Regions from separate parts of the Homo sapiens genome. Here regions 2 and 3 are each linked to region 1. A link is a loop called in an ENCODE intact Hi-C map of the cell type or tissue named here. Cell type or tissue: mammary epithelial cell. All regions are shown on one strand.

Region 1 (8,000 bases):
TGCTGCTGCAGAAGCTCCAGCTCTGCCATTGTGGGGACCCCTGTTCCTCACCATTTAACCTCTGTCCAGAGTGTTCTGTGAGTCTCCCACTGCAGTGCCGGGGCCCGAGCAGGGGGTGCAGACGGTAGGGCTCACCCTCACAACAGCAAAATCCCCCAAATCCCCAACAGCAGGGCAGCTGCTTCGAGAACGGTGCCCCCTTCTGTCCCCCAACAGCTGGGGAGGTGCTGTCCTCAGCCAGCACCTAGTTAGTTACTCTTTCAACACTGAGGCATGCTTGGTCCTCCTCCAGGGCACTGCACTGCTGTTGACCTATCAGTGTGTGGAAGCCTCACATCCACCCGGTGTGGTGTTATACCCATTTACAGATCAGGAAACTGAGGCCTGGTAAAAATAACTCACATGTTCAAGATCAAAGCTTGTTGCAGGCCGGGTATGGTGACTTACACCTGTAATCCCAGCACTGTGGGAGGCCAAGGTGGGCAGATGACTTGAGCCTAGGAGTTCAAGATCAGCCTGGGCAACATGGTGATCCCCTGTCTCTAAAAAAAAATACAAAAATTAGCCAGGCATGGTGGCACATGCCTGTAGTATCAACTATTCTGGAGGCTGAAGTGGGAGGATTGCTTGAGCCTGAGAAGTTAAGGCTGAAGGGAGCCATGATCGTGCTACTGCACTCCAGCCTGGGTGACAGAGTGAGACCCTATCTCAAAATAACAACAACAGCAAACAAACCAAAAAAAAAGAAAAGAAAAGCTTTTTTTCTAAGTGTATATAGTGAAATCAGAGAGAGAGAAGTACCAAGGAAGTCCTGGAGGAGGTGACACTAGGCCTTCAAGATGCGCTTTTAGGCCCATCTTGTGGCCCCCAAGCCTGGTCCTCTACCGGGATATCTGACTCCATTATTGAGTTAGAAAATGCAGAGACTCCATGGAGGACGCATCCTACTTGCCTGCAGGAAGTGAGGGAGGAGGGAAGGCCCGGGGACCTCTTAGCCCACAGAGACCAGCCTCCAACAGCATGGCTCACCTCTTACCTGCAATGAGTACCAGGCACAATCGGTAGCAAGTTAATGTCACCTCTATTGTAATGATATTTTCACTTCACCTCAACTGTATAAGTCATTGTTATACTAAAAAAAACAAAAAACAGAAAAAACAAACAAACAAACCCCAAAAAACAAACAAAAAAAGACCCTTTTATTTTCTGCTAGTCATGAACTAAGGAGGCAGCATACTCCAGATTCCTTTGACTACAGACCTGAAAGTATTTGTCAATTTTCTTGTTCTGCAGAGACTTTCTCAAAATGTGTTGTACATTGTCTTCCAGCTGCCCCAAAGGAAAGGAGGCTGGCTCTTCCTTTCCCGTAGGCGGCTCTGGTGAGGGTGGCTCCATGTCTCAGAGCTTGGCTTCCTATAGGAAGCCCTCAGCAGGACTCCTGGGGAGCCAGGGTGAGGGGACGGACGTGGGCCTGCAGCTCAAGCTGAGGAGAGGGTCCCCAAAACTCCTGGGCCAGCAAATTCTCCAGCAACGATACAACATAGACAGTGTCACCCCACAACTCCAGAGCTCACATTTCCCATCAGCTCTGTGCGTGGCAACAGGCCACTCTCCTCGGGAAGCCCGCACAAAAGGTGGTCTCTGCCCAAAGGGGCTCACCTTCTCGTGGACACTTGGGGGTGACCAACACCAGAGGACATCAGAAGCCCATTTCAAATGCATATAGAATTGTACGGAATAGGGTGTTGGGTGTTGGAGGAGGCTTTTGGAGAGGCTCAGTGGCCAGAGTGAGGTCTGAGTAGAAAAAGCAAGTACAAAGGCATCTTCCGGGAGTTGGCGCCAACCCCAGAAAGAGGTTCAGAAACGGGTCCAGAGCGTGGCGAGCTCGTTGGCCAATGGGCCATGGAGGGACAAGAGTGTGGGTGGTGTCGGGAGTGGGGATCTCTGAGTCAAAAACTGTGACATCGGATGGGGCAGTGTCCTCCCTTGTAAAATGCAGATAAAACCACCCACCCATATATTTGTGAGAATAAAATGAGATCACAGATATCTGCTGCCCAGCCCAGCACCAAGCCACAAAAGGTGTTCAGTAAACAGCATCCCTCCCCGCTGCTCTCCAGGAGCACTCTAGGCAGGTAGGATCCCGCAGGGGTCAGGGGCCCGGACTCTGCCACTGAGAAGCCAGAGACCTTGGGGAAGCTCCTTTGCCTCCCTGCACCCATTTCCTCACTTGTAAAATGACTAGTCCTGGTACGTCCCTTGGGGGGTTGCGGTGAGGATTCACTGAGGACCTCTGGAAGCCTCAGCACAGAAGCCAGCACCTGTTATCACTCAACAACTTCTTCCCATGCCAGATCAACCAGGTTCTAGATGGTCCCAGGTGCAGTGCTGACCCTGCAGCCATAGGGCTGGTGGTGGTCCTCGGCTTCAGAGGGAACACCACAGACTACTCACCTTTGCCGGTAGCACCACCAAAGCACCATGCTGCTCCCCATCCCCACACTCAGGTTGTCCCTGTGCCTCTTCCCCTTCACCCCTTCACTAACACCTGACCAGCTCCTACTCATTCTTGAAAGCCTAGTGTTACATCTTCCAGGAGGTACTTTCCGCTCTCTGATCTCGCTACATACACTTAAAGAGATCTCTCTCACTGGGATTCCCCACAGAGTGTTATTTATATGTTTGTATCTGCCTCCCTCACTAGGCCATGAGCTGCTTGGGGATTAATATCATTTTCTTTCTTTTTTTTGAGATGGAGTTTCATTCTTGTTGCCCAGGCTGGAGTGCAGTGGTACGATCCTGGTTCAACCTCCGCCTCCTGGGTTCAAGCGATTCTCCTGTCTCAGCCTCTCGAGTAGCTGGGATTACAGGCACCCGTCATCACGCCTGGCTAATTTTTTGTATTTTTAGTAGAGACGGGGTTTTGCCATGTTGGGCAGGCTGGTCTCGAACTCCTGACCTCAGCTGATCCCCCCACCTAGGCCTCCCAAGGTGCTGGGATTATAGGCGTGAGCCACCGCGCCTGGGTGATTAATATCATTTTCTATTCATCTTAGTGTCCCAAAGAGCTAGCACAGTGCCTGGCACATAAGGCAGAATCATTTGTTCATTTATTCAAACAATATTCTCTAATCCCTTACTCTGTACCAGGTACCATTTTGTGAATGAATGGATGCGAGTCCCGCGTGCCCCATTCCTGCTGTGGAAAAGGCTTTGAGAACACTTCTTACTCTCAGCAGGGACACTGTCTGAGAAAGAGACAGACAGACCAAAAGAGGGTTAATGTGATGTATTTTAGACTTGACTTTGCTTTCAGTTTCAAAAGTTAGGTCCTGTGCAGCCCCCAAGTCTCCACCAGCTTCTGCTCACCACTCTTCTTGCCAAAGCCCCTGCTCACTTTACTCATGTTCACTGTCAAACCCAGACAGAAGGCCCTCCCAAGACAACTGCAAACCACAAAGAAAGGAGGGGAAGGAAAAGCTGCAGACCCTGAGCATAGCGTGGCTTTACTTACTTATTTGTTAAGCCCCCATCACGACTGCAGCATATAATGGGCCCTATGACAGGCCACAGAAAAGATGCCCTCCTCACGTTCATATTTTTGGGCGATGGGACAGATATCTAACCCCAAGCTGGGGGACAGTGCTGCCTATCATGGCCTCAGGGAGATTGACAGGTGCTGGGTAATGTCATGCAGCAGAAGAAGGTGAGGAGGGAAGGCTCAAGCTGGATCTCTCAGATGGTTAAAATAGAAAGGTGAGGGGAGAAAGAGGTACTTTTGGGTTGGGAGAGTAGGCAAAACAAGGGAGGACCAGGGGTCTTCTGAGGCTGTGTGAGAGGGTGGAGGAAAGCCGCTGGAGACCTACAGAGTGTGAGCAGCTGTCTCCTGACTCATCCCACCTTTATCTCTTTTTCCCAACATGTAATTGACAATAACACCTGGATTAGGAAAAAACCCACAAAACTACCAGGTCTCAATTACGTCAAACTATTCATGTCAGAGTGCTGACACCCTTGCTGCCTTAGTCACTCATCTTTAACATTCCTGGGAGCAATAAGAGAGCAAGTGGTTTAATCCTTGCTTTAGGGAGAGGAAAACTACTGCAAGAGAGGCTGGTGACTCACTCCTTTAAGGTGACTCAGAGTCAGGCATGGGGATCATAACATAGTAACCTAGTTCCCAGGGCTGCTCCTGCTGCTAAGGAAACAGCCTAGAGGGTGGGGAGTGGGAAGCATAGAGCTGGATGTGGAGCCATAAAGACCTAAGCTCAGGTCAATATACAACAACCAAAAATAAACTGCATTTTTATATAACAGCAATGTAAAATTGGAAATGAGGAAAAAACAGTATCATTTATGATAGCAACAAAAAAGTTAATAATGAATCAAACTAAATATGTTTAAGATCTGGATGCTGAAAACTAGAGAGCACTAATGAAAGAAATCAAAGGAGACCTAAATAAATGGAGAAACATACCATGTTGATGTGAAGACCCAATAGTTACGTTAATTCTCCCCAAACTGATCTATAGATTCAATGCAGTTCCGATTAAATTCCCAGAAGGATTTTTTTTTTTAGAAGTGAACAAACTAATTCTAAATTTTATATGAAAATGCAAAGGAAGCAGAATTTCCAAAGCAATTTTTGAAAAAGAATGAAGTTGGAAGACATTCTACGTGATTTCAAGACTTACCATAATAATACAGTAATCAAGGTAGTATAGAATTGGCAAAGGGGTAGTTATCAATGAACTAGTCTAGAAACAGAATCACACATATATGACCAATTGATTTTCAACAAAAGTGCAAAGGCAATTCAATGGAAAAAGGACAGTCATTTCAATAAATGGTACTGAAAATTTGTATACCCATACATTAAAAAGAAAAACACTTCTTAATCTATACCTTGCACCGTATACAAATGTTAATGCAAAGCAGATCATAGACATAATATAAAATTATAAAACTAGAAAAAGGATAGAAAATGTTTGTGATCTTGAATGAGGCAAAGATTGCTTAGATATGACACCAAAAACACAATTCATAAATGAACAAATTGATCCATTTTACTTCATCAAAATTAAGAACACCTATTCTTTGAAAGACACAACATTAAGGGAATAAAATGAGAATAAGATGATAAGCTATAGACTCAAAGACAATATTTGCAAATCACATAATGATAAATGACTTGTATCTAGAATATATAAAGAACTCTTGAAATACTCCCTCAGCATGCAAACTAGTCTGGTGCCCCACTTCCACAGGAGCAGCACCCAAGTGGGGTGGATCAGCCACACAAACTCTAGCAGCCTAGGCCACTGAGGTACTCACAGGCATCACTGATATTGATACAGCAAAAGAAACTTCATAGAGATTACTACTGTGCCTACCTGGAACCAAAGCCAATGCACCCTACCCAACGTATACTCTAGGACATATCTGAAGATGAAAGTCTTTCCCTATGAAAGCCACCCTATAAAATTGGGAGAGGTGACCATTCCACCAGATGTACAGCTATCTATGCAGGAACACAACAAACATGAAAAAAAAACAACAAAGAAATATGACACCATCAGAGAAACAATACCTCTCCACTAACTGACCCCAAAGAAATAGAAATTTACAAATTGCCTGGAAAAAGCTCAATATAATTATCTTAAGGGAACTCAGTGAGGTAAAAGAGAACATGGGTAAAGAATTCAATGAAATCAGGAAAACAAATCATGATCTGAATGAGAAATTCAACAAAGAGATAGATGTATATAAAAAAAGAACCAAACAAAGTCTTACAGCTGAAGAATTCAATGAATAAAATTAAAAATGTAATTGAGAACATCAGCAGCAGACTAGATCAAGTAGAAATAAGAATTTCTAAACTTAAAGACATGTCTTTTGAAATAACCCACAGTACAAAAGAGAAAACAGAATCAAAAAGAGTAAACAAAGCTTATAGGACTTGTGGGACACAATTAAGCTGACAAATATCTTCATTATGAGGTTTTCAGAGGACTAACAGTTGGTAAAAGGCACAGAAATCTTATTTAACAAAATAATAGTTGAAAATTGTCCAAGTCTTGATAGAGATATGGACATCTAGATCCATGAAGCTCAAAAGACCTCAAACAGGTTCAACCCAAAGAGGTCCTCTCCAAGGAACATTATAATTAAACTGTCAAAAGTCAGAGACAGAGAGAATTTTAAAAGGTGCAAGATAAAAGCATGAAGTCATTATAAGAAAATCCCCATTAAACTATCAGCAGATTTCTCAGCACAAACCTTGCAGACCAGGAGAGAATGGGATAATATATTCAAAGTGCTGGAAGAAAAAAAACCTGCCAGCCTAGAATATTATGCCCAACAAAACTATCTTTCAGAAATGAAGGAGAAATAGTCTGTCCCAGACAAGCAAAGCTGAGGGTATTCATCACCACTAGACCAACCTCACAAGAAATACTTAAGGGAGTACTTCAACCAGAAGTAAAGGAACAATAATTACTATTGTGAAACATATGAAAGCATAATCTCACGGGTGCAGATAAATTTGTTATCAAATTCAGAATACTATATTACTGTAATGATGATACATACTTTTTCAAACCTCTAGTATGAAGGTGCCTTAGTCCATTTTTGTGTTGCTATAAAGGAATACCTGAGGCTGGGTAGCTTATAAAGAAAAGAGGTTTATTTAGCTCATGGTTCTACAGGCTGTATTAGAAGCATGGCATCACCATCTGCTTCTGGTGAGGGCTACAGGCTGCTTCCACTCATGGCAGGAAGGAAAATGGAAGCAGGAATGTGCAAAGATCACTTGGTGATAAATAAATGCAAGAGAGAGAGCAAAGGTGCCAGGCTATTTTAAACAATGAGCTCTTGGGGGAACTCTCACAGAAACTAACAGAGCAAGAACGCATTCATTACCATGAGAACAGAACCAAACCTTTCATGAAGGATCCACCCCCATGATACAAACACCTCCCATTAGGTCCTACTTCCAACATTGGGGATCAAATTTCAGCATGAGGTTTGAGGGACAAACATATCCAAACTACAGCAGAAGGTTAAAAGTCAAAATGATCAACAATAACTATGCTAAAATAAGTTGCTAAGGAACACAAAATATAAAAAGATATAAATTAAGCAACAAAATTAAAAATGGGGGAGTGGTTAGGGTAAAAGTCTGGAATATTTAAATGTAGCCAAAGATAAGTTATTATCAACTTAAAATAGTATACTATAACTCTAAGATTGTTAATGTAAACCCCGTAGTAACTACAAAGGAAAAAACTATAGCAGATACACAAATGAAAAAGAGAAAGGAATCAAAGCTTACTATTATAGAAAATCACCAAACCTCAAAGGTAAACAATAAGAGAGAAAGAAAGGAACACAGGATGTACAAAAGAGCCAAAAAACACTTAAAAATGGCAGGAGTAAGTCCTTACCTATCAATAATAAATTGATAGATTTATTCCACCAACTTATGGAATAAATTCAATGTAAATGGATTAAGTTTCCCAGGTAAAAGATACAGAGTGGCTGAATGGATAAGAAAACACAACTTGACTATGTGCTGCCTACAAGAGATTCAGTTCACCTGTAAGGACACTAATAAACTGAAAGTAAAGGGATGGAAAATGATATTCCATGCAGATGGAAAATGATATTCCATGCAAATGGAAAATAAAAGAGTGCAGGAGTAGCCATACTTATATCAGATAAAACAGACTTTAAATCAAAAGCTGTAAAAAGAGAAAAAGACACTCGCTATATAATAATAAAGTGGTCAATTCATCACAGGATATAATGTTTATAAATACACATGCACCCAACATTGGGGCACCCAGATATATTAAGCAAATATATATATATATATATATATATATATATATATATATATATATAGAGAGAGAGAGAGAGAGAGAGAGAGAGAGAGAGAGAGAGCAATATTATTATATCTAACTTCTGAAGGAAGAGATAGATTGCAATACAATAATAGT
Region 2 (8,000 bases), 70 kb before region 1:
GGACGCCAAGGGCCAGGGCAGGGGAAACTTGGGGTTTATGTCAGGGTCGGTCAACCTTTCTCTTGCCCTTCTTGGCATCAGGACTGGTCCCTGTGAGGCCAGCACATCCAGGCTCTGGAAGCTGCTCTTCCTTCTCATCTCTGCTCACTGCACATGTGTGCACCTTGGGCCTGGCCGCTGTGGCCTGTGGGCTCCCCCAGGACAGGGACCACGTCTGTTTAAAGGGCCTGGACCAGGGCCCTGCCTACCCTATGTCTTTTGGAGCCCCTTATTCTCTTCCTGACCCTCAGTTTCTTCTTCTATGAAACACTGGGACGAACTCACCCCTGCCCTGTTTCCTTCCCAGGGTAGCTGTGAGAACCAAAAGCCAGGCCTTGAAGTTTCTGATCAAGCGCTCAGTGGCCGTCACGCACGGCCAGGGCTGTGGTCTCCTGAGCCATGCACGGTGGTGAGCGTGTATAGGGGCACCTCGGCATCAGCCACGTCCCCACTCTTGGTGGCTGAAGGTAACACAGGGTGCTTATAACACCAAAGATACCAGGGCTGGGCTGCGGGATGGTGCGCAGAGGGTCTGGCAGGCCTGGGACACCTTCCCCTCCCTGCTGAGCCCAGATGTGGAGGCCAGGACCCCTCAGGGAGCGACTTGCTTCCTTTCCTTGAAGCACATGGGTCCAAATGTCCTCTTTGGGGCAGAGTGTCAGCCTGACAGCAAGGCCTCCTGTTGCTCTAATCCCCCCCGCCAAGCCTCATTTGGTGGGAGCCGTGGAGCCCTGCCCCAGCGATAGATGGCAGTAGAAGGCCCAGGTACAGAGCCAGTGCCGTCAGGCTTTATTTCCAAGCCATTTCTATTTCACCCTGATGAAACATAAAAATGGTTGCTGAGCAAAAAGCTCAGGTATTTTTTATGAAGCTATAATATTCTCCATTTTAAGAAAGATTTTTAAAAAAGAAGAAAGAAAAAGAAAGAAAGAAATGATATCCTGTTAAGCTAGCTTGTGCTTCCTAGAGATGGCCTGCCAGGGAAGAGCCCAGCTCATCCGGGTGGAGAGGTCCCCACCACCAGGAGGAGGCCACGGGCTGAGGGGCGAGCGCGGCCATACTCTTCAGGGTGTCCCACTTGGCCTGCAGTCCCTTCCATGACCGAGCTCACAGCTCACCGCCAGGGCAGTCCTTCCTGAGGGCTGCAGGGCATGGTCCTGGAGTGGGGTGCGGGGAGAGGCTGCACTTCTGGGGAGACACTTGGGTTGCCAAAGAGCTGCTCATTCTCCAAATAGACATCAAGTCTCTTGGGTGGCTAAGGGACATTTATTGCAATGACAGCACCACCCTGGTGTAGCCTCTGCTCCCTTCTCTGTCCGGGCTGCAGAAGAGGGTGGTATGAAGGGTAGAGAGGCTGCCTGTACCAGCGGGGCTCCTGCCTGGCTCAGGCTTTGGGAGGGGCTGGCTCAGCCTAGCTCAACGCCTCTGGGAGAGAGAATGCAGAGGTGGGATGCTAGGGATGGGGTGGGGATGTCACAGACGCTTTCTCCGGGATTCAGGATGTCCACTTACAGGTCTACCTGGTGCTGGCAGCATCAAGCTATCATTCGTGGATGCTTGCCCTGTGCCAGGGACTGGGTGACATTTTATGCACGGCATCAATGCAGACTTCCACTCCTCCAACAGCCTCTGTATTCCATGCTGCTGTTGGCTCCATTTTATGGATGAGCAAACTGAGACTCAGAGAAAATAGACAGACTGCCCAGATTCACACAGCCAATAGCTGCTTCTTTGCTGTTGGCTCCATTTTATGGATGAGCTAACTGAGACTCAGAGACATTAGACAAACTGCCCAGAGTCACACAGCTAATAGCTGCTTCTTTGCTGTTGGCTCCATTTTATGGATGAGCTAACTGAGACTCGGAGAAATTAGACAAACTGCCCAGTGTCACACAGCTAATAGGTGCTTCTTTGGGTGATCCTAACCCCACTATTTGACGGGTCTAAACCCCACCCCACACAGAGGGCTGATGGTGCCCATCCACTCACCCAGTGTCCAGGGGGGTGGCCCCGGAAGGGCAGCCTCCTGTGTGGTTGCAGCAGGCAGGGGCTGGGGTTCAGGGACCCTGCAGGATGCCTAGACCTGACACAGCAGCACGCTTTGGTGCTCCCAGAAGAGACACATCCTGAGGACCCTTCCTGGGGAGCCAGAGGCAGTCGGCTCAGAGAGGCCATCGCGTTCCACAGCCAGGTTCCGGCGTCAGTGGAGAAAAACTACACTAATGCCCCAGTGTGGAGCTGGGCTCATCTCAGACCCACCATGAGGTGCCACGGTCCCTGGAGCTGGGCCAGGAGGGCTCACGGCCTACTCTCTTCTCTGTTGGCTGGGGGTGCCTGGGACTCAGTTGCCCTCAGGGACCTGCAGGGCCTGTCCCTCTGAAAAGATTCTTCAGCAGTGAGGGGGCCCCACGGCCCCTCTTGAGGGCTGCAGCATGAAGGGAGGACTCCCTGGGGGCATGCCTGGGCTGAGGCCTATAGGGCCTGTGTCTGGGGCAGAGGCTGAAAAGGCTGTTGGCTGCAAGGTCTCCTGAACAAGGAGCAGAAGTGGCTTCTCTAGGGCCTGAGTATGGAACTCCAGAGGCTGTAGCAGCCTGGAGAGGCCACTTGTCCTCCTCCTCCTCCTTGGGGGAGCCCCGAGCCTGGGCTCTAGGACTGCCGGTCCCTCTGCCATGGAGCTGCCCCAGCCCCAGCTGTTCCTCCTATGGGCCAAAAGGCCAAGTATGCCAATGGGACCTGCTCTGGCTGGAGAGATCCATGTTCTGGCTAACTCTGCAGGGCTCCCATGGAGGGCAGATGGCCTGGGGCAGGAGTGGAACCGGGGCATCTCCCCTAGGGCCTCTCCCTGCAGCCTTGCCCTTCTCCCCTCTCTGGGAACTACCCTAGGAAACCCTGCTCTCAGCCCCAGGGTGGACAAGCAGCTGACCACTCTGGGGATGGAAGGCCCACTGATTTGGGGATCTGGAGCTTCATCTCTCCCCTGTGAACCTGGTTTCAGAGCCCCAGGCCTTGTGGGGAAGCCTGGATCCTGCCCAGAGGCAGCCCCATGGAGAAGGCATCTTCTTCCTCTCCTGGGGGGTGGTGAGTCCCAGGTAAAGGCAACTTCGCTCCTGGACATGGGGGCCCTTTGGGGCCAGGACCGCCTGGAGTGAACCCCATGGTGAACTGGCATTGTCCCCGCCCCGAGTCCCCACTCAGCAGCACCAGCCACAGAGGCTGCTGTGGCTGGGCTCTGTTCTGGCCACAATGCCTGTGGTGCTTAGTCTCACGGTGCCTGCTCTAGGGGGTGATGGCACCCCTGTGCCCTGCACCCACTACTTCTAGGGGGACCCAGGGCTGGCAAAGGCTCATGTGGGGGCAGCAAGCAGACAGCATCCAGGCTGAGGGCCCAGCAGCTGTCCCACTTTCTGGCCACTTCCGTGATCTGCTACAAGGTGCCCAATCTCTCTGATTCTCAAATGCCTCATCTATAAACAGGGGTGATGGTGGTGCCCCCAGGGGAGGCAGCGGAGGGCAGCGATGGTTGCCCCCTATTGACTGAGCAACTGTGGAGCTTCTCGGAGGCTGTTTTCTCCCAGGTGAAGTGTGGTGCGTGGTGGAGGCTCACTGCCCAGCCAGGAGTCAGCACCAGAGGTGTCCAGTGGCATGGTCACCGCTCCTGGTGCTCAGGTAGGTCCAGGCAGAGCTGGAATCCAGCTCCTCAGACTCTGAATCCAGAGTCCCCCAAGGAGCTCAACTCCTAGAACTCAGGCTCAAAGATCTGCCTGTTCCAGTGATGTGGGAGCCCCGACCTGCACTGCCACCCTGTCCTGTGGTCTCCTAAGGCCCCAGGGTCCTCGTCTCCCCGCAGCCGTGCTCTTGCCCCCACAGGCTTGGTCTGTGCTGCCAGCGTGGGCCAGGAAGGACCCCCCGCTGCCTCCACCCAAGCAAGCCGGGCTTGGCAGCCAAACAGCTCCGGCCTGGCAATGGCAGCCATGCGGGGACACACCCCCGCTTCACTCGAGCACGGAAAGCAGTCATTAAGCATTTTAGAGGACAAGGGCACAAAGGAAAACACTCATTAGAAGCAGAAATAGTTTCCAAATGAGCCATACAGAATCTGCAGGGAAGTCTGGCCTGGAATGGGGGCCTGGTCCCCTGCGGGGGCAGGCGGAGAATGCAGAGAAGGACGGAAGGTGGAGGACCAGGAGAAAGGGGCACATGAGGAGGTCAGGGGGCCCTGAACCTCTGCTGCCTACCCCTCGAAACCATCAGAAAATCCCAAACAGGAGGGACCGCTCTGTCCAGCTCACCCCTTCATGCCTCCTCTACCTCACGAGGCTCAGGGTCCTGCGGCTGCAGTGACACCCACATCAGGCGGTAGGGGCAGAGGCCAAGGCATCGGGAGAACGGAGCACTGCCTGCTCCTCCCCTGACCCACTGGGTGACCTGGGCCTGGCCCTGCTCTCGCTGGGTCTCAGAAATCCTTCTAGAAAATGCACTGGGTAGGCTCAGGGGAGCCTGAAGGCCCTGTCAGCTGTGACACAGAGCCCCCAGCAATGCTGAGGATGGGTGCCACCAGCAGAGGGGAAGAGGTGGCCTCTTCCAGGTCATGGCTCTGGCCCTGCCCAGCTGGAGTGGGCTGAGCTCAGGTCATCTGGTCCCTCCCCAGCTGTCCTGGTGACCTCACATGGTGGTTACTGGTCATGCCAATGGCTTTATGAGCCTATGGGCCACATGGGCTCTAGTGCCCTGCCTGTGAGAGGCTCCCTGCCCGTCTCCTCGCTCATAGCCTAATAGAATATTTGTCAGCAATGGAGAGATGGGGAGGGAGAACATGACAGAGAGAGACGCAGAGAGAGACAGAGAGCCTGAAAGACAGACAGACAGACACAGACAGAGAGGTAGCACCCTCCCCTGAAAGCCCGATGACTCAGAAGCTTACGTGCCACGTCAACTCAGGCCCTTCTCTGTAAATCTTGGCACCAATCCTGAGCTCCAGGCCCCGAGTCTGCGAGGCCTGCTCATTCCCGCCCCGGGGTGGATACGTCACCACAGCAGAACATGGCTCTCCCAAATGCTGGCTCCTGCCCTGTGGTGGCTGTGGCTCTGGGCTGGGCACTCAGGGGAGACAGGAATTCATGTCTCTCCCTTGGGAGCTGACTAGTTGGAGAGGAAAATCGAGGCCAACATAGGCAGACGTGCCCACTAAGTGCTAAGTGGCCTTGGGTGACATCAGCTGGAGCATCTCAGAGGGCAGGAGCGAGTTCACAGTGGGCCGGCAGGAGGCGGCCACTGAACTGAGGCTACAAAGGTGGGGCAGTGGGTGCTATTCCTTGGAGAAAGTCTCCTTTTTCCAGAAGCACTTCTTCCTTTCCTTCCTCCCTCTTTCCTCCAATGCCCTTACCTTTCTAGAAGGCTCACCCCCTGCAGGGGGCTGAGAGAGCATGGCCAGCCCATCACTCCCTTTCCTAGTGCCTCCTGCATTCAGAGGACCAGGCTGGCTCGGGGCTGGCATCTGAGCAGCCTCCTTCCTCAGCTCCCAACATGGGCACTGCCCTGACACCTTGGACCCCACCTAATCCTTTTTCTTGGTAATTGGTGTCAGAGACACACTTGAGCCAATTTCCATCTGAGCCAGTAACTCATGGCTTCTTTCCTATTTAACATCAGAGAAATTAAACCTGGCCACAGCATCATTATCCTGGTGTTGTAATTAGCACCAGAACAAATTGCCCTGAGCGGCACCGGCTGCCACATAGGCTCTGGGCTCCGAGCAGGGCGTGCATTGTGCTAATTGCTTTGGCCTTAGCTCCTTAACCTGCTGTTGCCCCGCACAGACCTGGGGGAGCAGGAACCCCCTACACCTGTGTGCGCTCCCTCTTTGTGATCTGATCACAGAAACAAGTCTGATGCTGGAGGACACAGAGGAGAGGGATGGGGAGGGATGGCTCCCCCAGGCTTGGGCAGAGAAGATGAAGAGGCCCCAGCTCGGCCATGAAGAAGCCTGGTCCTGCCATCCTGGCCTTCGGGGAGACTCCAACTTCCCCGCCAGCTGGGAGGTAACGAACCAGACACACATGAATCAGTCCAGGTATGCCTCCAGCATACGGAGGCTGGAAAACAGGAGCGCCAGTGAGGGAGGGCTGGGGCAGAGAGCAGGACCCCTCTCCTCGCTTGGCCCGAGTTGAGGAACAGGAGCAGCTGAATCTAGGAGGGACCCGGAATGAGCAGAATGCAGCTTGGGAAGTCATCAGCTCAGACCTCGTGGCTGCCCAATGGTGTCTGATTCCAGGAAAGTAAATTTAGTGGAATTAAAAAGCCACAAGGGCATGATGGAATGAGGGGAGGCAGGCGGAGGCGTGGGTGCAGGAGAAAAGGCCTGGAGGAGCAGACCAGCCTGGAGGAGCGGGTGGCTGGGCTGCTGGCAGGATGCCAGCTTCCAGGTGCTGCCCCGACAGGAGGGCAATGGCCAAAGAGGTGTTCTGACCAGGGGGCATGAAACCGAAAAGGAAAAGGGCAGAAACCAGACCCATGGGGCTGGAGGCCCAGGAAGGAGTGTACAGGGCTGCAGGCTGCTTTGGATAAATGGTGTTTCTTGGGAAGCCAGAGTTTGTCCCTGGGGACTCAAGGACATGCTCTGACTCTGACTCAGCCGCCAGAACTCTGGCCTCGGGTGGAACCCCACCCTTCATCGGGTAGAGGAGAAAACCCTCTGCCAAGGGGTGGAACACCTTGGGACCAATTCCTAGTAACAAGACCCCAAAAGCCTCATCCCATGACCATGTGACAACTCCCCTCCTCAAGCACACAGGTCTGAGCAATTAGAAAAGCAGGTGCTAGCACGTCAGCCTCCAGGGGAGGCAGAGCCAGGGAAACTGATGACAGGGTGAGGTATTGGGAAGCAGCCTCTGCAAATCAGCACGTCCCCGGATGGTCTCGGGCATCATTTGAACTTGCTGAACAACAGACGGCTATTTCTGGGAACTGAGGGAGAATGGAAAGGGTTTGGAGGCTGGGGCTGGGCAGAGCCGATGGATAGAGGGCCCTGTCTAGGCTGAGCCCGGCCTCCACATCGACATGGCTCCGGCCCTGTGGGCACCTTCCAGACCAGCTCTCCTGTGGCCATCAGCCTCTCTGCACTCCGTGGCATGTGTGACTCTTTTCTCCCTGAGCTTGTGTCATAGCACTGGGGGACTTGCTTCCCCAGCTGCCAGGCCCCTCCAACTACACCCCCGCCAGGTCAGAGAGATCCCTAAACCATCAAGGTCCAGGGGTTTGCTGCCTTGAACAACAGAAAGTAGAACCATGGTGGGAAAGGCCTCAGGCAGCAACTCCTGGGTAGAGGCAACAGTAAGAACTTGGGGTGACAGAGGCAGGCCATGGGGAATGGGTTCTACCAAGAACAGCTGCAAATCAGAGGATGCATTTTGAAAAGGACCTATGTCTAGTCCGACTGCATGGATCCCTCAGACCTTCCCGCCCACACGGCAGGCAAGACAGCTGGCAGACGATCCCCAGAGGGCAAGAGGCCAGGTGGGCCTCCCGTACCTACCCACCCCTGGTTCAGCAACGCTGTGCACAAACACCATGGACAGAGATCTGGGCACCAGGCCACTCTCCCACAGGAATGGCTAGCATGCCCAGCCACAACCTGTTCCATCCCTGCCACAGCAGACATCACAAATCGATTACGGAGCTCCTTCCTCCTTTCCCCACAGCTATCCCAATCAATCCAGCTGTGCCTGGCAACCTCCGGGAGCCTGTTTTCCACATGTGCCTTGTAACTAACCCATGAGAGAAAATGAATGTACAGCTTTCAGCCAACAGGCATTTCAGGGCAGGATACTCGGCCTTCTTTCTTGTCCTCATCAAAAGAAAACTGAGGCGCCTTGGAAGCTGGAAGCACCTAGGTTTATTTCCCATCAGTGGGTGACAGCTACCCCTGCCACCAGGCCTTCTCCCCTTCCTGACACATGACAACA
Region 3 (8,000 bases), 140 kb after region 1:
TTGGGAGGCCAAGGCAGGCGGATCACCTGAGGTCAGGAGTTTGAGACTAGCCTGGCCAACTTGATGAAACCCCCTCTCTACTAAAAATACAAAAAATTAGCCAGGCGTGGTGGTGGGTGCCTGTAATCCCAGCTACTCGGGAGGGTGAGGCAGGAGAATCGCTTGAACCTGGGAGGCAGAGGTTGCAGTGAGCCGAGATCACACCATTGCATTCCAACCTGGGTAACAAGAGTGAAACTCCATCTCACAAGAAAAAAAAAAAAAAATATATATATATATATATGTGTGTGTGTGTGTGTGTGTGTGTGTGTGTATGTATATATGTGTATATATATGTATATATGTATATATATGTGTATATATATAAATCCTGTAGTATAGATCTGCTAGCAAATATATCTTGTAGTATGGATCTGCTAGCAACACTTTTTTTGGTCTAAAAATGTCTTTATTTTACCTTCACTCTTGAAGAATATGCACACTGAATATAGAATTCTAGGTTTTTCCTTTTAGCAATTTAAAGATGTTGCATTGTCTTCCAGCTTGCAATGTTTGTAATGAGAAATCAGTGGTAATTCTTATCTTTGTAATGTGTTTTTCTCTGCCTAATTAAAAGATTTCCTCTTTGTTGCTGGTTTTTAGCAAACTTGATTATATTTCTTGATGTTCTCTTCTTTGTATTTCTCCTGCTTCTAGGATCTGTGACTCTTTAGTTTCATCACATTTGGAAAAGTCTTGACCACCTGTTCTTCAACTATTTTTCTGCCACCCACTCCTCATGGTCTGGGCCTCCAATTATATGTCTGTTAGATCATTTGATGTTGCTCTCTAGTTCTCTGATACTCTACCACACTCTATTATTTTTCCCCCTACCTTTCTTCTCTGAGTGCTTCAGTTTAAGCAGTTCCTGTTGCTTTATCTTCAGGTTCACTTATCTTTTGTTTCCACTGTGTCTAATCTGGTATTAATCCCATTGCGATAACCAGACTCTAAAATGACCCCAAATGAAATCTACTGCCTGGTATTCAATCCCTTGTGTAATCTCAACCTGTTGATTCTGGGCATATTGATAACTGGCTTCCAACTCATGGGATACATCAAAGATGATGAGATGTCACTTCTGTAATAAGGTTACAAAAAACTGTGACTTCTATATTGCTAGCAAACTTTCTCTATTATCTTTCTGGCTTGCACTCTTTGATGAAGCAACCTGCCATATTGGAGGTCCATATAGCAAGGTAACAAAGGTGGCCTGTGCCCAACAGTCAGCTAAGAACTGAAGCCCTTGATCCAACATCTGTCAAGGAACTGATTTTGTAAAACAATCAAGAATGCTTAGCAGCAGGTCCTCCTCAGTCAAGCCTTCAGATGAGACCTCAGCCCTGGCTCACACCTTGATTTCAGCCTTGTGAGAGGCCCTGATGCAGAGGACTCAGTCAAGCCATGTCTGGATTCCTGACCCTCAGAAACTGTGAGATCATAAATGTGTGTTGTTTTAAGCTGATACATTTGTGGTTATTTGTTACATATCAATAGATAACTCATCTGGTGACATTTTCACTTTAGATATTGTATTGTCCAATTCAAAGAATTCTCTTTGGTTCTTCTTATATATTATGGTTCTCACCTCACTCTGTTCTTCTTTTCCTTTAAATGGCTGAGGATATTTATAATAGATTATTTGAAGCTCTTGTCTTTTAATTCCATATCTATGTTATTTTGGGTCCTCTTTCTACTGGCTGATTTCTCTCCTGGATATAGGTCATATTTTCCTGTTTCCTTATATGTTTAGTAATGAATGCAGGGCATTGTGAATGATATACTGTTGAGTGTGGATTTCGTTGTCTTACTTTAAAGAATTTTGGATTTAGCTTTGTTAGGCACTTGCATTATTTGCAGATCAGCTTGCTCATTTTGATTTGTTTATACGCTTTGTTAGGGTAGGTCTGGAGTTGTCTTCACTCCAGGGAGAGTTTAGCTCCATTATTAAGATGTGATCATTCTGGGGTCTCTGTGGAATACCCAGGTGTTCATTAGCATCTCTTCACACCGACTAGTTTGAACTTGAACATCTGCCAGTTCTGGGTGAGCTCTGAGAAGTCTTAGCTTCTGGCTCACAGTGGTTCCCAGTTCTGTGTGAACCCTGAGAAGTTTTAGCTTCTGGCCCACAGTGGTTGTCTTTTGACCAACCTCATACAGTTTCATGATGCATACACAGCTTAGTATTTAGCCAAAGAATCAAGGACATCTTCTATCCAGATTTCTGGACCTCTTTCTCTGCTGACCCCCCCTTCTCCTCTGTACTCTTCAGCACTCTACCCTATGGATTCCATTTGTCTCAGCCTCCCCAAACTCTAGTTGTCACCTCCTCAACTTTGCTACACTGCTGTACTCTGCCTGGTTGCCACTCACCCCCATGCACTGTCTGGAAAATGCCTCCAGCCAGAAAGCCAGAGCTTGTTTATTTCCTCCTCTTAGATATTACAGTCCTTCCTGCCTGCTGTCCATTATCCAACAATAGTTGTTTCCTATATTGTGTCCAGTGTTCTAGTTGGTTTGGGTGGGATGATAAGTTCACTACCAGTTACTTTGCCATGGCCATTGGAAGCCTCTGGACATTTTTATAGGTGTCCAAGAGGGAGTCAGATTAGCACTTAGCTCTACCCCTTGGGTTCTTAAGCTTTGTGCAGATGCTCAGCTGGCTTCCTCACTGAGAGGGGCAGGGGAACATGCATCAGAATGTTGCTCACCAGCTGTGTCAGGGCCCCAAGATCCCAATGTTCACTAGCAGCCCTCATGACAACCAATCCCTTTGCCATCTCAGCAAATGACTCATCAGCATGTGACAAAAGCCCATCACAGGGCCCCTCAGCCTACCACAGATTTGTTTATTCTGTGAGCTCCATCAGATTCCCCAGCTGCAAAGTGAGGTGCTCAGAATCTCTGAACTAAAACCCTTGGCCTGCTGGTAGGTCTGAACAGTTAAATATGGAGTATGTCACAGGCATCTGGCACACTGCTACAGAGAGCCTCTGGAGCCTCTGGCTACAGGGGCCCTCTTAGTCCCCTAATAGAGGCACAAACTCCAGGGGATCAATCCTGCTGATGTGCAGAATCATTGACCCAGAAAGCTCCTAAAACTTTACCAATGCACAGGTCTCACCATGGAACTGCTGAGTGAAAACCTAGGCACTCCATGGCAATTCCAACACAGTCCTGTGCATTCTGTCTTCTTTTATCTTATGAAGCCAAAGAACTCATGGATATGAATTGATGACTTCACAGAAATGCTGGCACTGTGAAGCCATCTAAAATCCATCCCAGAAGCCATAAAGGTAACTCTACTCCAAGAAGGGAAAAAAACTGGGATCTCTCCAAATCATGGCACTTTTAAATAGGAAGGAACCTCGGAGAACATTCTGGCCCACCTCTCTTCCACTCTCTTAGCCTTTCCACTCCATAGATGAAGAAGCCAACAGCCAGAGGGTCTAAGGGACATATCCAGCATCACTCAGCATAAAGCAAAGTTACCTGTCCAGAACCTCCCCCACTGCCTTCCAGACCCCTGCTACGATCCCATCAGTGGCTTCTCATGACACTTAGAACAGAATCCAAGATCTATACCACAGCTGATCCTGCTGTGCCACCTGGGTCCTGGCCCCTCCACCGCGCCCCCTCCTTGTCCACTGCTCTCCAGGCCCACAGATCCCTTTCTGGCAGTAGAGCAACCAAGGTCCTTCCAGCCTTAGGGCATCCACTGTCCTGTCCCCAAGAAAGCCCTGCCCAGCTCTTTGCAGCAATGGCCTTTCCTCCCTTAGTCACAGGCCAAATGTTCCTGCCTCCTCCGTCACCAAGGGCCAGTGCCTGGCCACTACTTGTCATCTAGGCATATGCATTGCACACTGTCCTCTAGTCCTTCTCTCAGGGCTCCTAAGGGACTTCTTGCACTCCTCTGTCCTGTCTGTTTCTTCCCCGCTCCCACAAGTTGGGAGCTTCGAGAGGGTGAAGAACCTATCTGTTTTGTGCATTACTGTATCCCCAGTGCCTAGCAAAGTGTGGCACATCGTGGACTTATGTTTCTTCAATAAATGGATGCAGGGAAGAATTAAATTATTAACCATCAACTGATAAATGGCAGACATCCCTTTGTCTCTAACTCCCAAGTCTTATGAGGGAAAGGGCTCTGGGGTCCCAGGCCGTCCCTGTGGTGGACCCACAGTGGCGCTCCCAGCCAGAAGTCCTGCTAGTATCAGATCACACTCTGAACACACCGGTGTCCAAAGTCCAGGCACCCTGGCACATGGCCAGGCCTAGGTCTGGCCGCAACTGAACCATGTTCCTTGTTCCCTCCTCTGCCAAGCACGCCCCCGCTCTGCAGACCTGCCTCGGGGCAGGCTTGTTCTCTTGCCAATCTACTGGATCTGCATAAGCAATGAAGGCAAATTTAGGCTTCACCAGTTTCCACTTTGAAACAACCTGGGAGCTGGGCTCCTCCATCCACCAGCAGAGACTTTAATATTTAAGCTAGAAGCAACAGCCAAGTACTGTCAAGGGAAGAGAGCTCCACTTTCTTACACTATGTTGTTCTCCCAGGTGCCTTTCAAGTCTCCAAGCAAACCATCAAACAAGCCCTACCCTTGTCACTGAGCCGTATCCTGTTTCTCATTATGAGTCAGAGCCTGACGCAGGACCAGTGGAAGAATCAGAGTCTTGGTAATGGGTGTGATTAAGAGTAATCTAGGTCTCCAGCCTCTCTGTTAGTCTAGGGCAGGCCCAGGGCTGTCCAGTGGAAATATAATAAAGCCATGTTTAAACTTTGCTAGTAGCAACAGTAGAGAAGTAAAATGGAAACAGGAAAAATGAATTTTAATAATATATTTTATCTATTATTTCAACATGTAATCCACAAAAATATTAATGGGTTATTTAAAGTGGCTTCTTTTTGGCCAGGTGCAGTGGCTCACACCTGTAATCCCAGCACTTTAGGAGGCCAAGGTGGGCAGATCACTTGAGGTCAGGAGTTCGAGACCAGCCTGGCCAACATGGCGAAACCCTGTCTTTACTAAAAATACAAAAATTAGCCAGGCATAGTGGCAGGTGCCTGTAATCCCAGTTACTTAAGAGGCTGAGGCAGGAGAATCACTTGAACCCGGGAAGCAGAGGTTGCAGTGAGCTGAGATAGTGCTACTACATTCTAACCTCGGAGACAGAGTGAGATGAGACTCTGTCTCAAATAAAAAAAAAAATTAAAAAGCTAAAATAATAAAAAGTGGCTTCTTTTCATGCTAGGTCTTTGAAAAGCTGTGTGGGTCTCACACTCATGGCACTTGGATGAGCCACATTTCCAGGACTCACCACCACATGTGGCTCATGGCTGCTGGCTGGGACAGCGCAGGAACAGTTCACCTGCTCAGGAGCTGACCCTGAGTGGGTGGCACTGGCACATCTAACTCGAGGCTGCCTGAGAAGTTCTGCAGCAGAAAAGACAAGCACGAGGCCAGAAAAACCCGGCTCCCTGGCCCCTGAGGCTCCCTCCCCACCCCTGCAGGCCCTGGTGTCAGCCAAGGAAGCCGCGACTGCTACTCAGAGCATTCTCTTGCTGCTTGGATTAATTCACTTGTATTTATTTGGCTTTTTATAAACAAAAGTCAAACTTAAGGCATTCTATTCATCAAAAGGAAAGGGCAGTACTCCTAAGGGGATCTGTCAAACAGATGCTCTTTCTGTAAATAAATAAAAAGGTGGCCGTGCAGGAAAGGAAAATTACACTGAACTGAAGTCTGCGATATTTTTTCCCCTTTCAGATCCATAAGCCAAAATATTGCTAAGTCTTTTTATAAACAAAGATAATGAGTTGTATAATTTATGTAAATTAACTAACGCTGCCGCATTTTCTAGAAGTAACATAAACTGCATTATTTATTTGATGTGCTTTTTGGAGTAAAAATAATTATAATTGGATATTATACCTAACAGGTTTCTCCTATTGTTTTCTTATTAGTGTTTGTGGTTTTGAATACAAAACACAGAATCACCGAGTGCTCTACACACGTGGCTTTCCTTTTGCACACATGAAAGCAGGGATGATCTTTTTAAAAGACAAGAGTCTGACCAAGGTCCTTGACCACAACTCCTGCGCCAGAAGGAAACTGCATGTGCCAGGTATCACAGGCATGGCTTCCATCGGCAGGCACTTGTTCTCTTCCATTGTGTGTGGTACTTGTTGATCAGCAGCCTTTGTAGAATACAACTGACTTCACTTCCACAACACAAAGTAGGATCCGTGGCACCAGCAGCATCAGCTGCACCAGGGACTTGCTATCAATGCAGCATCTCAGGCCCCACCCAGACCAACTGAATCAGAATCCCCAGGGCACCTGTCTGCACATGAAAGTTTGAGGAATGCTTTTCTGCATCCTTTGCAGAAGCGTCCTTTGCAGGAGCATCCAGGCCCTTCCTGGGCCCCTCCCAGAGGAGACAACTAGAGCTGTGCACAGGAAAGACACTGAGCTGACCCCCAAGTTCATCTGTTCCTGGCTCTCAGCATTAACCCACACATCCCCTCATATCTAACATATATTGAAATGAGCAATCCATAACCACACACTGCAATTCTTAATATTATCATATTAGGAGCATTAAAAATTCAAGAAAGTATAATTAAGCAAAATGAATTAAGCAAGGATCTTGAAATATACAGCCTTGGAAATACTTTTGCTGCCTAAATGCTCACTAACATCTGTTGGCTTCGATCATGCTTGCTAGCCTCTTCTGATATTCTAAGCACAGAATATGGTAAAATGCCAGATGTAAATAGCTCTGATTCGTGTCCTTGTTTATGTAGCCAAAGATGGCCCTAAAGTGGAAGAAGGAACTCTACTGAAAGCCCATAGATCTCTGGGCTTTCAAATATTGGGCTCTCTAGCTCCTTACACCCGGGAAAAAGGGTTATGCACTCAATACCAGGGGTGAGGAACAACAGAACAAAAACATCTCAGACCTAAAAGAAACGGAGGATAATTCACTGAATTTATTTCATCTCATCTCCCTTAATCATGTAAAAACAAAACCCAAAAATGTTCTGCATTCTGGTTTGTGTCCAACACAATGTACAAACTAATTGAGTGTAAAAAGCGTTGCTTTGCATTATATCAGTTAAAGTAAGTGTAACAATTGCTCTCCCTACCCCCGAGCTCTGTTTCATTTCTGGTTTTGTTATAATTCAGTCCATTCACAATATGTCACGGCAAACACTATTTGCAAAAGAAAGTATAAAAAACAGATTCTTTATTTCTTAGTGCATTTATTTCCATTTCCCCTTCTCAGCCTCTCCACATTTATACCATGCTTCCATCTGGAGGGCTTAAAAAAAGTTATAGACGAAGTTACTATACATAATGAAGCGCACACTTGTCTGGTATTTAGCCTGAGAATCTTGTTGCCAGGTGTTATGAAAGGGAAAAAAAAAATGCGGCCAAAATACCGTGTCGCATCTCGTTTCCAAACATTTCATATCATGTCTGAAAGTATTCATTAATCTGGGAGGGGAGCTACTTCAATAAGGTTTACTTAACCAACCGCCTTCCAGGAAAAGGCAAGTGTGATCGGTTCTGCACCTGGAAGGAGGCTGCTGGCACCCGACCTCTCTGCCAATGTCAACACACGCATCTGCTCAGTCACTGGGAGGAAGCAACCACCCTTCATCAGACACCAGAAGTGCTGCAGCAGCAGCTCTCAGACGTGCATTCAGTCATTCAGGAAACACACACCAAGCCTTACTGTGCTAGGTGCTGGTGTGACAGAAGCAACCTGGGCAACAACAAGAAATGGCATCGCCCAGGCTGGTGTCCCTTGAAGGGGTGTCCTAGGAGTTTCCTGCAAAGGGGAAATGAGTTTGATGAGAACAGAGCAACCCCACCAGCTGTAAAGCAATGATCAAGGCAGCCTCGTTCTGCCCACCTTTTAGGTGGAAGCTATAATTTAAGACTTTTTTTTGAGGT

What was found. Hi-C counts contacts between places; a loop is a spot of excess contacts. Peaks named below come from ENCODE experiments on the same cell type or tissue, not always from the same donor. Only the 100,000 strongest peaks of a DNase experiment are listed, where the experiment ranks them.
Region 2: it touches region 1 in a loop (5-fold over the local background); 3 of 110 quality-filtered maps call a loop at or near these places.
Region 3: a loop joins it to region 1, with 4 times the contacts of the local background. A loop is called at or near these places in 3 of 110 quality-filtered maps.

The regions. Positions count from the first base shown.
Region 1 is chr1:7,398,099-7,406,098 of GRCh38, reverse strand. The region is part of intron 5 of CAMTA1 (calmodulin binding transcription activator 1); the gene reads right to left. Among named protein-coding and RNA genes, the nearest start is that of CAMTA1-AS2, 12 kb to the right of the region's middle. RefSeq lists enhancers at 2,347-2,847, 3,469-4,668. In mammary epithelial cell, no CTCF peak of the experiment used is centred here; DNase peaks (open chromatin) are centred at 2,598 and 4,048; H3K27ac peaks cover 1,801 bases.
Region 2 is chr1:7,468,078-7,476,077 of GRCh38, reverse strand. The region is part of intron 6 of CAMTA1 (calmodulin binding transcription activator 1); the gene reads right to left. Among named protein-coding and RNA genes, the nearest start is that of CAMTA1-AS1, 30 kb to the right of the region's middle. RefSeq lists enhancers at 2,530-3,221, 4,944-5,488 and a silencer at 4,819-4,968. In mammary epithelial cell, no CTCF peak of the experiment used is centred here; a DNase peak (open chromatin) is centred at 4,987; H3K27ac peaks cover 1,713 bases.
Region 3 is chr1:7,262,558-7,270,557 of GRCh38, reverse strand. All of the region lies in intron 5 of CAMTA1 (calmodulin binding transcription activator 1), which reads right to left. Among named protein-coding and RNA genes, the nearest start is that of CAMTA1-IT1, 98 kb to the left of the region's middle. In mammary epithelial cell, no CTCF peak of the experiment used is centred here; DNase peaks (open chromatin) are centred at 4,377 and 4,657; H3K27ac peaks cover 2,240 bases.